Linked DNA regions of Homo sapiens: region 1 is linked to region 2. Evidence: chromatin contacts called from ENCODE Hi-C or POLR2A ChIA-PET data. All regions are on one chromosome and are shown on one strand. The core of a region is the stretch at or near the end of the contact, and the rest is flanking DNA. Distances in the headings are between cores, read along the strand shown. Region 1 holds the start of GNG12 (G protein subunit gamma 12). Region 2 overlaps GNG12 (G protein subunit gamma 12).

The links. Hi-C counts contacts between places; a loop is a spot of excess contacts on that map. ChIA-PET counts read pairs that join two places held with the same protein, here RNA polymerase II (POLR2A). Pooled maps may share reads with other maps.
Region 1: a pooled map shows a loop between it and region 2 (2.2-fold over the local background). The contact joins the promoter of GNG12 here to the enhancer-like site in region 2. A Hi-C loop is called at or near these places in 59 of 168 maps with a recorded cell type or tissue (A673, Caco-2, Calu3 and 34 more), 15 of 37 single-sample maps with no recorded cell type and 41 of 50 pooled maps. POLR2A ChIA-PET finds 5 or more read pairs at or near these places in 15 of 52 experiments (A549, A673, AG04450 and 12 more).

Annotation. Positions count from the first base shown.
Region 1 is chr1:67,831,507-67,836,700 of GRCh38, reverse strand. GNG12 (G protein subunit gamma 12) reads left to right here and starts at 3,234. Exons shown (of 4, transcript NM_018841.6): 1 at 3,234-3,357. It overlaps GNG12-AS1 (GNG12, DIRAS3 and WLS antisense RNA 1), which reads right to left and starts at 4,413. Exons shown (of 10, transcript NR_040077.1): 1 at 4,265-4,413.
Region 2 is chr1:67,747,762-67,753,646 of GRCh38, reverse strand. All of the region lies in intron 2 of GNG12 (G protein subunit gamma 12), which reads left to right. Among named protein-coding and RNA genes, the nearest start is that of GADD45A, 66 kb to the right of the region's middle. Within about 2 kb of position 3,751, at least 24 of the 41 ENCODE cell types and tissues checked have a DNase peak (open chromatin) inside an H3K27ac peak, as active enhancers do; they include A673, IMR-90, PC-3 and 11 more, where a contact is called at or near this core.

The DNA.
Region 1 (5,194 bases), core at 1,985-4,484, 84 kb before region 2:
GTGGAGACCTGATCACCGAGAGACTGACTGATTTGCCTCACTTTTTCATTTCTTCACCATCTCTTTCTGACTCATCCTTTAGCTACAGTGTTGTTATTGAATATTAAATAGAAATTCACAGTAGATTGACATATGAATTGCAATTCGTTAAAAAAAAACAACTGTCCTGAATTATAAAACCACTTCTCTTGCTTGTCTCGTGAGGGATTAAATGGCCAAGAAAGCCACTTTTTAAAACTAAAATCTAATTTCCATAGAATTGGGACTTTAGAGCCATTCTCTTACAATCCCTTTATTTTAAAGACAAGCAGAGACCCAGCAAAGTTAAGTGACTGTCTCAAATTTACACAGCTTGTTAACGGCAAAGCCAGGACTTAATCCCAAAGACCTTATCTCATAAAGCATAAATTTCACTCCACTCCACTGACACTCTTTCATAGGAAACTGATTTATTTGTTTTGAATGCCACTGGGTGAGGGGGTAGAAAATAGTTCATTAACTATTTTATAGCAAGAACATAAAAAAAAGGAAAAAAAAAAGTTAAAAGAAGGCTAGAGAAAGAAAAAAAAAAATAAGAAACCAAACAGGCTCATGGAATTTGGCCCAACAGCATAGGGAACTCTGTAGACAATGTAGATCCACCCAGTTATCACAAATATGAGCAAAGGAGCTGAAATATTTATTCCTCCACACTGGCTAAAGGCTAGGGATGGAGGTGGAGGACATTAATTCTACACATTTCCAGCTGCCCTGTGCCCAGGCAAAGCAAATCCTGCAGCTGGAGCTGGTACTCTGAGAATATGATGTGGGTGCTGGCAGGAGGGAATGAAAGCACGCCTGGAACCAGTGTGCACGAAACTGGAAAAGGACTGGAGGGGGTATGGCCAAGCACTGGCAGCAAGTGCTGGAATTAGGCATGTACTTTAATATAAACTAGAGTAGAAGATTGATGCTTGCTTTTCAAACCCATGATTACATGCTTGGAGTTACTAACTGCCAGGGTAATATATGTACAAAATAACAAAAGTGAGTCAATAAGAAATATAAATAAAAAATAGGAATTACAGTTGTATGAAAATGGAATGTGAATCCTTTAAGTTTGGGAAACATCAGCAGAGTAGAAAGGACACTGGATCAAGGGCATCGATAAAAGCACAAAGTATTGGGTCAGCCAGCCAAGGTTTGAATCCTGGCTCTGCCAGTTTTGCTCTGTAAGACCTAACCTTCCTGTGACTACGTCCTTAGGTTGTTAGGAGGATTAAAAGGTTTAATATATGTAAAGCACTTAAAGCAACATCTGCTACGCAGAAAGTGCTGGTTAAGTATTAGCTCTTATCATTCCTGCCTTGCTATTAGGTTGATGCAAAAGTAATTGCGGTAATAACTTCTGTACTAACCTAATACTATCTCGATCAGTGCTTCTCAAACTATCTGTGATATTTTATTTTCAATCTGTTGCAGGCTGATGCCTTTCCACATAAAAGAAAAATGAAATAGACATAAAATACAAAGCTGCATTTTAAACGATTTAACAGACATAAAATTACTCTGTCAAATTGCTGTAAGTTTCTACATGCTCATCTTCAATTTCTATGCTCATCCCTTTGTAGATGGGTAACGGTTTGCAGACTGTCACTATTCCATGAACCACACTTTGAACAGCACTCAACTAGAAAAACCTTCGACAAGCCGCTTAAGTTACTGGTGGCAATATGTGGTGTTCCAGCTTCCAGGTTTTTTCAAGAGACTAATGAGAGAAAAGTAAGAGTAAGTACATGAAAGCACTTATTAAACTATAAAGTGTCCCAGGAAGGAAAATTAGTAGCATAGCTTAGAGGAGTCTATTCTGTGGTCTGTGGCCAAAAAATACAAACTCCAGTATGCCACCCTCTCAGTCCCTGTGGTGTCAAGCTGTTCTGTTTCAGGTGTATCATTTGAACTGTTAGTACTTGTGAATCAGTCAAGCATTTCCTAATGCTGAACAGAACAGGAAATAAAGACCCCTCTGGCAGTCTGTGGCTTGCATCCCACAAACCACCGCCATCCGCAGCTTGCTAAGACCACACTCCTGGGGCAAGGCATGCATTCATACACCTACTCTACCTGTGACACCTCTTCTACATGTGCAAATGATTTCACTAAACCTGAAACTTGCTTAGGGGTCAGAAGGAAAGCAAGAGGGAATATAATGCCCTGACTGCAGTCCCTAGTTCCCAGATTCCCCAGGGCCCACTTGTCCTCAGTTGGTGAAACTCAATACACAGACATCCCTCACCAATGCTTTCAGACTCCATTTCAAGTGTGGACTCTGCCCACACTGGTTCTAAGTGACCTACTTTGGCCTCACCTCTTTTCTCTCCACCCTGTCAAACAAGAAAGCGGCTACCTAGGAATACTCTAGAAGTCCGCTGAGTGGTTTTCTGAACATCCAGCTTCTTTACTCTTTCTGGACTCCAAGAAGGCAAGCCCCTTGTCTGATTCATCTTTGTACCTCTCCCATCACCTTTAGCATCGCAGTTGGTACACAGCGGGTGCTTGGTAATGTCTGTCGAATGGCCAAAGGAATAGTACAAAATCTGTGGAAGCGGAAATGGCTCCTCCATTTACCCGACCTTGAACCCTTCCAGAAAAGACCAACCAAATCCCATTAATTCATTAGGCAGAACTCTGCCAGGTACTGGACATTCGGAAACAAATTTCAGGGGGTCGGGGCAGATGGACGGGAAGCTCATGGTGGGTGGATGTACTACAAATTCTATAATCCGCAGTTATACCTCCACTTTCTGGGAAACTTCTCTCCGTGGCCCCAGGGCCCTTTAAATGTTACTATGCGTGTTTTCCTCCATAGTTTCTGGAACAGAACCAAACTTTCGTGTAGGGGTTTGGCAGCGCTCATCCTCACAGCCCTGGGGACCGCTGGCACAGGGGCAAGCGAGGCGTTCGCACGCGAAGGAAACTTGCGAGGAGTCAGGGCGGCCCCGCGCGGGGGCGGGTCGTAGAGTGGGGGCCCTCAAGTCCTAGAACTTCAGGTCCTCCATGAGAATTAGAGGAAGGGGGATGGCCAAAGACGACCAGACGTCCACCGAGCTTCCACAGGCCAGGCCTCGCCCCTCCTCCTGCGGGGCCACAACGCGGGCTCCCCGGCCCGGGACAGCACAGCCAGGGCGTCCGGGCGGGAGGCAGGGCCCGGCGCGGAGGAAGGAGCCCGGGGCCGCCGCCGCCCCGCCCACCCCAGCGAGGCGGAGCCGGCGCCCGGAGGAGCAAGAGGAGGAGGAGGAGGAGAGGTCGGAGCCGTCTCCAGGAGCCCTTAGAGACCGAGTCCCGGCGGCGACGGCGGGGCAGCGCACCGGCAGGCGGGTGAGTACCAAGCGGCGGGCGCGGGTGGTGAGTCGGGTCCCCGCGGGGTCGGGGCGCGGCGCGGGGCGTCGGCCAGCGAGTTCGGGGGCCGCCTCCGAGTCCCGGGTGCTGGGAAGCGAGATGGAGGGAGGGAGCGGAGGAAGGAAGGAAGGAGGGAAGAGTGTCCTGCTGGAGGGCGGGGACTGGTCTGGGCGCTGGGCGCCGGAGACCGGGGGGAGGGGGAGGAAGGGGCCAAGGGACACCGAGACCCAGAGGCAGAAACGGCGCGCGCGCCCTCGACGGGCGGCCGCCCGAGGTTGCGGGAAGCCGCCCCCACGGCTGTGGCTGGGGCTAGGGCTGGGGGTGGAAGGAAAGGTCTCCCCTTGAGCTCGCTTGCCTCCTCGCCAGCCTGCGGCCGTGCGCCCCGCGCCGGGTTGGGAGGCCCCCAGTGTTCCCAGCCGTGGCTTGTGGTGGTGTCAGGCGTTGGAGGAGGGCTGGCATGTGGGGGCGACAGGGACGCCACGCCCCTCTGCCTACTTTCTACCTCCCGGGACCAGCCGGCGGGAGCGCAGCCTTGGAATCCGCTGGGCGCTGGGGGTCTAGCAGGGAAATAGCGGGTCGCAGAGGGGAGAGCCCATATGACGCACCCCGCGAGGGACCCCCGAGTGGGGACCCGAGGCTGCTTTTCTGCAGACTGTATTTGCAAGTGGTAAGGGGGAGGTTGAGGCTTAGTCTTGGGTGATTTTTTTTTTTTTAATTATTGCCCCGACAGTTATCCCGTGGGGCAGGGTGAATTCTGTTTTTCATTTTAATTAGGGCATATCAATTAAAGCTAACTTTAAAACGCTGTCACTTAGCACCTCCCGTCACTCACTCGTCCCTCGCTTTGTGTGTCCTGTAAACTTGGCTTAAATCATTCATAACTCACGATAAGGAAGCCGTGATTCTTGTTCACGTCGCCGCAGTGGAGTGAAACTTTGCCCAACTGGGACTGAGTGGAGGCATTGCTGCGGCCGGTCATCTGGTGGTCATCCTGCCGGGCGTGGTTGTATACAAACAAGTGGGTCGAGAAGGAAATCTCTGAACACCAGAGGTAGAAGGGAGGTTCCTGCGCCCACGTGTCAGGGCGCGTTTAATGGCTGCTCCCAGCGGAAACAAACGGGAATTTATTAGACCGTGTGGAGTTGGACAAACTTCACATGATTAGCTTCCTTCCCATCAGTTACTTCCTCTCCCCCCTGCTGTCTTTGCCGACACAGTTTATATTTCCTGGGGCGGTTGTAGCTTCGCCTGAATAGGCTGTGTATAATGAATCTTTTGGATGTCGTCAGAGGCAGGGTCTGCGTCTGTGCCTTCTCTATTTTAAAAGCGGAGTTTGGCTTTGTTTTTAAAAGTGCTAGTCACCAGACTGCACCCTTGCCAGCGCTTCGCAGCTCTCGAAGTAAATTATCGCAGGATGGCGGCCCTCACCTAGGAGAACCAGGAAGGCAGGCAGCGCTAGAACGACGGGATTGAATTTTACTATTGCCAAAACAATCACATTCAAGTAAGGAGCTGTTTTGTTTTGTTTTTGTTTTTTTAACCAAATTATATATACTAGCAAGCCCCTTTTCTAGTAAACTAACGTTATTCACACACACAATTTTTAAAGTAATCAAAAATTTTACAGAGTCTTAAGTGATAAAAGGACTTTCAGATAAAATGTTCAGTCCCTTTGCCTTCTCTAATAGTTAACCAGCGCCGTAAAGCCCTGGTTTAAGTCCAAAAAATGCTGAAAAGTCTACTGCGTCGTTAGACCTTATAAATAATGCAGTCCTATTTTTGCTGTATTTAACTCATGTAATTTACTAGATATCGA
Region 2 (5,885 bases), core at 2,502-5,001:
GTGAAGCATGGAGGCAGAAGCTGAGCTGTGAATGCTTTTCATGCTTGGAGGGGAGGTGCATGCGAACAGCTGATTCATGGAAGGTATCGGGGCTGCCCTGGCCCCCGCTTCAGTTCTGGCTGGCCTGCCCACCACTCCTTACTTTATGAAGTAAATTTCCTCCAGTCGCAGGACTTGTCATGGGTGATGTTCACTGTAGGGCATGAATTGAAACTCAGCAAGTACAGATTGAGAATCGCTTATCTGAAATGCTTGGATCCAGAAGTGTTTCAGATTTCAGGTTTTTTTTTTTTCAGGTTTTGGAATATTTACATTATATACTTACCAGTTGAGCATCCCAAATTTGAAATGCGTCAGTAAGCATTTCATTTGAGTGTTATGTCAGAGCCCAAAAAGTTTCAGATTTTGGAGGATTTTGGATTTTCAGATTTGGGATGCTCAACTTGTATTTGAAAACAAGAACTTAAAAAAAAATTCTTTCAACATAATTACCAAACACCCACTCTATATTCAGCAGTGTTCCATGTGCTGGGCATTGAAAGGTTAAGTAAGACATGGGTCCTGCTGTTGTGGAGCTAAGTAGGGAAGAGGGCACATGGACAGACCATTGTAGTATGACAAAGTGAATGCAGTGGTGACACTGTAGGAAGCAAAGGGAGGCCAATAATTCAGCGTAGCAGTCACCTGGAAAGGTTACTGGAAGCCATAATACAGGTCAGATTCGAGCCACCTTTCCCTGCCTTGAGATTTTTGTAAGGACACAGGGACATAAATTGGCACTTAGTGTCTAACAGTGTCTGGCAATGGATGATATCCCATATTATTTGTAGCTCAGATTAGTGGAGGAATTAGCTAAGAAGTATAGAGAGAATGTTGCTAAAATAAAGTAATGATACCTTAGTCAACTGTCAGTTACTTTAAGGAAAGAAATTAAAGTATATGAAATCAATTAGAACAAAAATAGTTCATTGTTTCCAACTTATGTGATTGGGGCGAGGTGTTGAAAAGAAGTATTAACTAGCTCATGTCTGGGCCCAACAGGAAAGAACACCATGACTCATTAGTGATAGCTGCCATGAGTGCTGATCCATTAGGGATGTCTACCGTGAGTGCAAGAGGAAAAGAGGCAACCTCCATGCCACATGTCTGCATTCCTTAAATTAGAATAACAGCTCAAGGTACTGGGATCTGACTGCATGCAACCTGTTAACCCCAAACTCCTACATGCTTGGCATTTTTCAGAGACAAAGTAAACAAAGTAAACTTTCAAAATGTCTGTTGTGATCCTGGTACATTCAGACCAGTCTCTTATACTTGCTACTTCTGGACAGCTGCCCTCTTCTCTCCAGTGAGACCTGGAACCAGAGCAACATCCTGAAACGCCAAGGAAAGATGAATATGGGGTACTTAATTACTGCATTGATTCAATTATATTTCTCCCAGTGGTGGGAGAGTGAAGGAGTATACGTTAGATTTCCTGTAAGAGCTGATCAAAGAAAAGGCCTGCTAACAAGCATATGGTTATCAGAACTTCTCATTAAAGGGTCAGCGTAATCAATTGAGGATGGGCCACATTGAGTAACTATGAGGTGCTATGGGGCAGGGAAGGGACTGCAGTTTCTTATGTCTTGGTAATAACTCTTGCTGAAAGACAGATGTAATACGACCATACTGATATTTGTCATCCTTCACAGCCATTAACCTGGCATCTCTGTTGTGCCACTTAAATGCCGACTTAGCTTAGAAAGACAGCTGTGGACTCCAGAAAATGGGGAGAGGCTCACCTCATTCAGTACCCGTGTTCAGCACATTAGTCTTGAGAGAGGTTTCTGTTTGCTTATGGTTTGGGTTTGACTCTTCTAGAGCATCTGCATGATAACTCTTTCCACCAGCCATAGAGACACAAGAGATGTCTCACAAGCCATGCTGGAAAATCACTTAGATTTCTTTTCAGGATGCTATTGAATGGGAATAAGGGCCGAGGTATGGCTTTTCAGGTTACCTAAGTATCCCAGAAGCAGTACGCCAGTCGACATTTGTGTGCATGTACTTTTGTACTCAAGACCCCAAACACAGCAACCCTGACCTGTTTGAAGACCCCACCCTGGACAGGGGACAGTGTTTCCCCAGAGCTGCCACTCTTGAGGCTCTGGAGGAGACTGGGTACAGAGACCCTAACTGTGGGACAGTCAACTGAAGGTGACTGTCCTGCCCCCTGAGCCATTGAAAGCTTTTTTCTTCAGATACTATATTATTCCCAGAGGTGCCATTAAACATTCTCCCTATGCTGTAGTGAGAAGTGGCTCACAGACTCTGCCTCTCTGTTGAACAACTATAGCTTTTACTTTGAAAACTAATGTCATTCATTTCTATAATGGCTAATAAATATTTTTAGTGGCCCAGAATGCATTTTAAAACGTGTGTGTATATGCACGTGTGTGTGTGTGTGTGTGTGTGTGTGTCTGTATGTGTATCCATGTAAATGGGCAGTCCTGGTAGACTATGAGTGGATGCGTGGGTGGGTGGGTGAGGGGGTGAATGTGTGTAAATGGTTGGGAAAGTCTGGAGTGGCCCAAATAATAACTGAGGTTAAAAACTGGTGAAAAATATTTTAATGTAAAAGGAAAAACAAAAGTTCATGCATCTTTTTTAATGAGGAGCAAAAATAACTCCTTACCTGTTAGTGTTATTTTTAAAGTATATGATGAGTAATTTATTACCTGCTGCTACATATAGTGTCATAAAATATGAAAATACGACTAATAAGTGGGAAAGGAAATTTGTGCAAGTCAGCATTGCTGTAACTGAAAGAACTAGAGTTTATCCTGCACATATACTGGCAGTCTAATGTGAGTCTGAGGCAAATGAGAGAGCTCAATAAGACTGCATGTAAGTAGATATAGGATATTCTGAGAAATAAGAGGGCCTGGAAACCTAAGCCCCAGTTATAACACTGTTTCTATGGGAAAATATGCTACATAAATACCTTCTTTGAAACCAACTTTTGAAACCCTGCCGATTTGTAAGTTAGGGGCTAATGATATAAAATGATCACCTACTGATCTGTAAAATTCTCAGCACTAGTCTGTCATCAAGCATTTATTGAGTAACTGCTGGGTGAATTACGCTGTGATGAGCATAGCAGGGTGAAACAAAAGAAATAAAGGAGTGTTTCTGCCCTCAAAAAGCGTGCACCTCGTTGGAGAGAGAAAACCTGCATACAAAGCAACCTGAGAACTTTTACAATGCCTGAGCCCACAAAGCAAGAGGCCTGCAGGCAGCAGTGTGAAAGAGGGATGTGAGGCAAGTGTGGTTAATCAGGAAAATGTGAGGTTCCACTGGGAGAACATGTTCCCTGTTCGTTTGTAATCCCCCAGAGGCACACCAAAGACTCTCTCATTTTTCCTGGAGAGCCTCACACAAGCATGAAGCAGTAGCTGCGGTGAATGTCATATGATCCTGGCGTGCCAAGCAATTCAAAACTACAAATGGCATGTGGTATTACCTTATTAGGAAAGGTTCAGGCTTTTTTCCTCTTTCTGCTCCGTTTTTGTTGTTTAAAGGAAGATAGGTTGTTGGCAGGCTGGGCAGTGGGTACCTTCTGTACCCAGAGTTTCAGTTCTGAAGCACACCCTGGTGAATCATAGCCTTTCTGAGAGTGCCCAAGGTTTGGAGCCCAACTTTGTGTTTTTGTGTAAATTTCTGGGAGAGTCTGTAGATGGGACAGTTCCTAACCAGTGACTCAGCACCTGAGAGGCAGAGTCCTTACCTTATTTGTCAGGCAGAGCTGTTGCTTTTCATTTCTCTCCAGCCTTGAGGTCTCCAAAAGGGAGAAGGGAGATCAGGAGAGGGGAACAAGTTGTGGATAAAAATTCTCAGTCTGGGGCTGTGGTGCATCCCACTGGGAATGCCGATAGCCTGTGGAGATGGGCGTGTGGCTGAGGCTGCCTTGCCAGGTGAGGCATCCAGATCAACCAGTCTGTCCTGATTGGAGGCTCCTAAAATAAGCCCTTTGCTCTGTCGTGCAGGCTGCCTCTGAGACGTGCTTCCTGGGGGCAGCAATCAGCAAACAGTTGTACCCAGACCCTTCCTCCTGGTACTGTATTTTAGCTTTGAGAAGCACTGAATCCGTGTTACTATATATGCAGTGGGGGAAAGGATGACATTCCTCCTCAAAAGATTTACATCATCATCAGTAGCAGCAAACATTTATTGAGTGCTTACTGTGTTCCAGGCACTCCATATGCTTTGTCTCATTTAATTCCCTTTACAGCCTTGGAAGGGCTTTTTTATTATTAAAACTCCTAATACTGTTATCTTAAAATAATAATTTTACCCTAATGTAAAGTTCCATTTTGCAGGTGAAAAAAACAGAGGTTTAGGGAAAGGTTAAGCGACCTATCCATAGTCTCACTACGAGCAAATGACAAAGGCAGGATGCGAACCCAAATCTGTCTCCCTCCAAACTAAGTTAGCAGACTATTCTTCTTAGACACCTTTTTATTTGCGGTTACTATAAGTAATGTCTGTAGACCTTCTGCTTTATTCTCCTGCATTATTCAGGAAGAAATGGAGGGTTTGGTTGTTCCCCACCTCCTCCCCTCCAGGGGAGTGGGAAGAGGGAAAGTCCTTGGAAAATAAGTCAGAGATGATTTTTTTTTTTTTAAGGAGAGTTTGTAAGGGAAGTGTTGAGTTGGCCAACCGAAAGGGAGAGGCTATTCTGGACTTCACATGTGTTATGGAAGAATGCGTGGTAATGAGTGGGAGAAACAGAAAGTAAACCAGTACAGGGCAGGATCAAATAGAAGGAAATGTGATAGCAAAGAAAGGGGCAGTCCTGCCTCCAAAAGTAGCATGTTAATGATTAGCACTCTGCAGACTTTTCAGATCTCACATGCTCTCAGCAGTATTCAGAACTCCCTTGTTTGGGGGAGAGTTTTGCTTTCCAAAACACAAAACCATGACATTTAATTCTCAGTTTCTGTAGGGACTAGATGAAATCACCACTGGAAAAACAAGAATGGCAGTGCATGTTAATTATTTCAGGAACTCTTAGAGGGTGCGAATAAAACAGCTGCCATCCCAAAAGACGCTGCACTTCTTCCTCCACCCTCTCTTCTTATCCCCCCAAGCACGATTTCTGTTTTTTGTGCCCTTCTTGCTACTTCTTTTAAAGAACTCATATCCCTGTGTTTCACTGAAGAGAAAAATGCATGCAAGAGATTATTGTTATTTTTTTATAAAGCATGTTACATCTTCCCAGTAGCCTATGGTATGGTTTCAGGACTACTCTGATTTTTGTATCTGATTGACCTTTGATTGGTAGCCACCAAACTCTGGAAAGCCAGGAATTTCTTTCTTGATCTGTAACCAAACTTCCAAATGCCCAGAACTTCCACTCTTCAAAGGAAGCATATTACAAACAGAAAACTCCTTCGAAAAGTGAATTGTAGTCCACCCTTTAGGTTCTCTCCTTTCCCTGCCCCCACAAAAAGGAAAGTTCTTTATCTCTGCCCTCTGCCTTTCTCTCCCTGCCCCCTCATGCAGACTAACAGTCTCTTGTTCTGATATAGAATGTTCTGTAATTATTTGTCCTCTGAAGATTAGGATAATAAAACATTTCAGCCACCCTCTTTTGGGTTCCCACTTTGCCCCAGTGAATAGAACTGTGCCCCACCATCCTTCTCCTCATAGCCAGCAGCCTCAAGTCCCACAATAGCTCTGCCTTGGTACAGGGAGCCAACATTGTTTGCATAGCATACGTTCCTGGACAATTAGAAGATCCAGTTTAACCTTCAGAGCATCCCCATCAGTTTGTGGGTGTTTGTTCCGGGAAGAGGAGGAGAGATGGTGACTTTTGTGGTCCACACATGATGCTACCCACA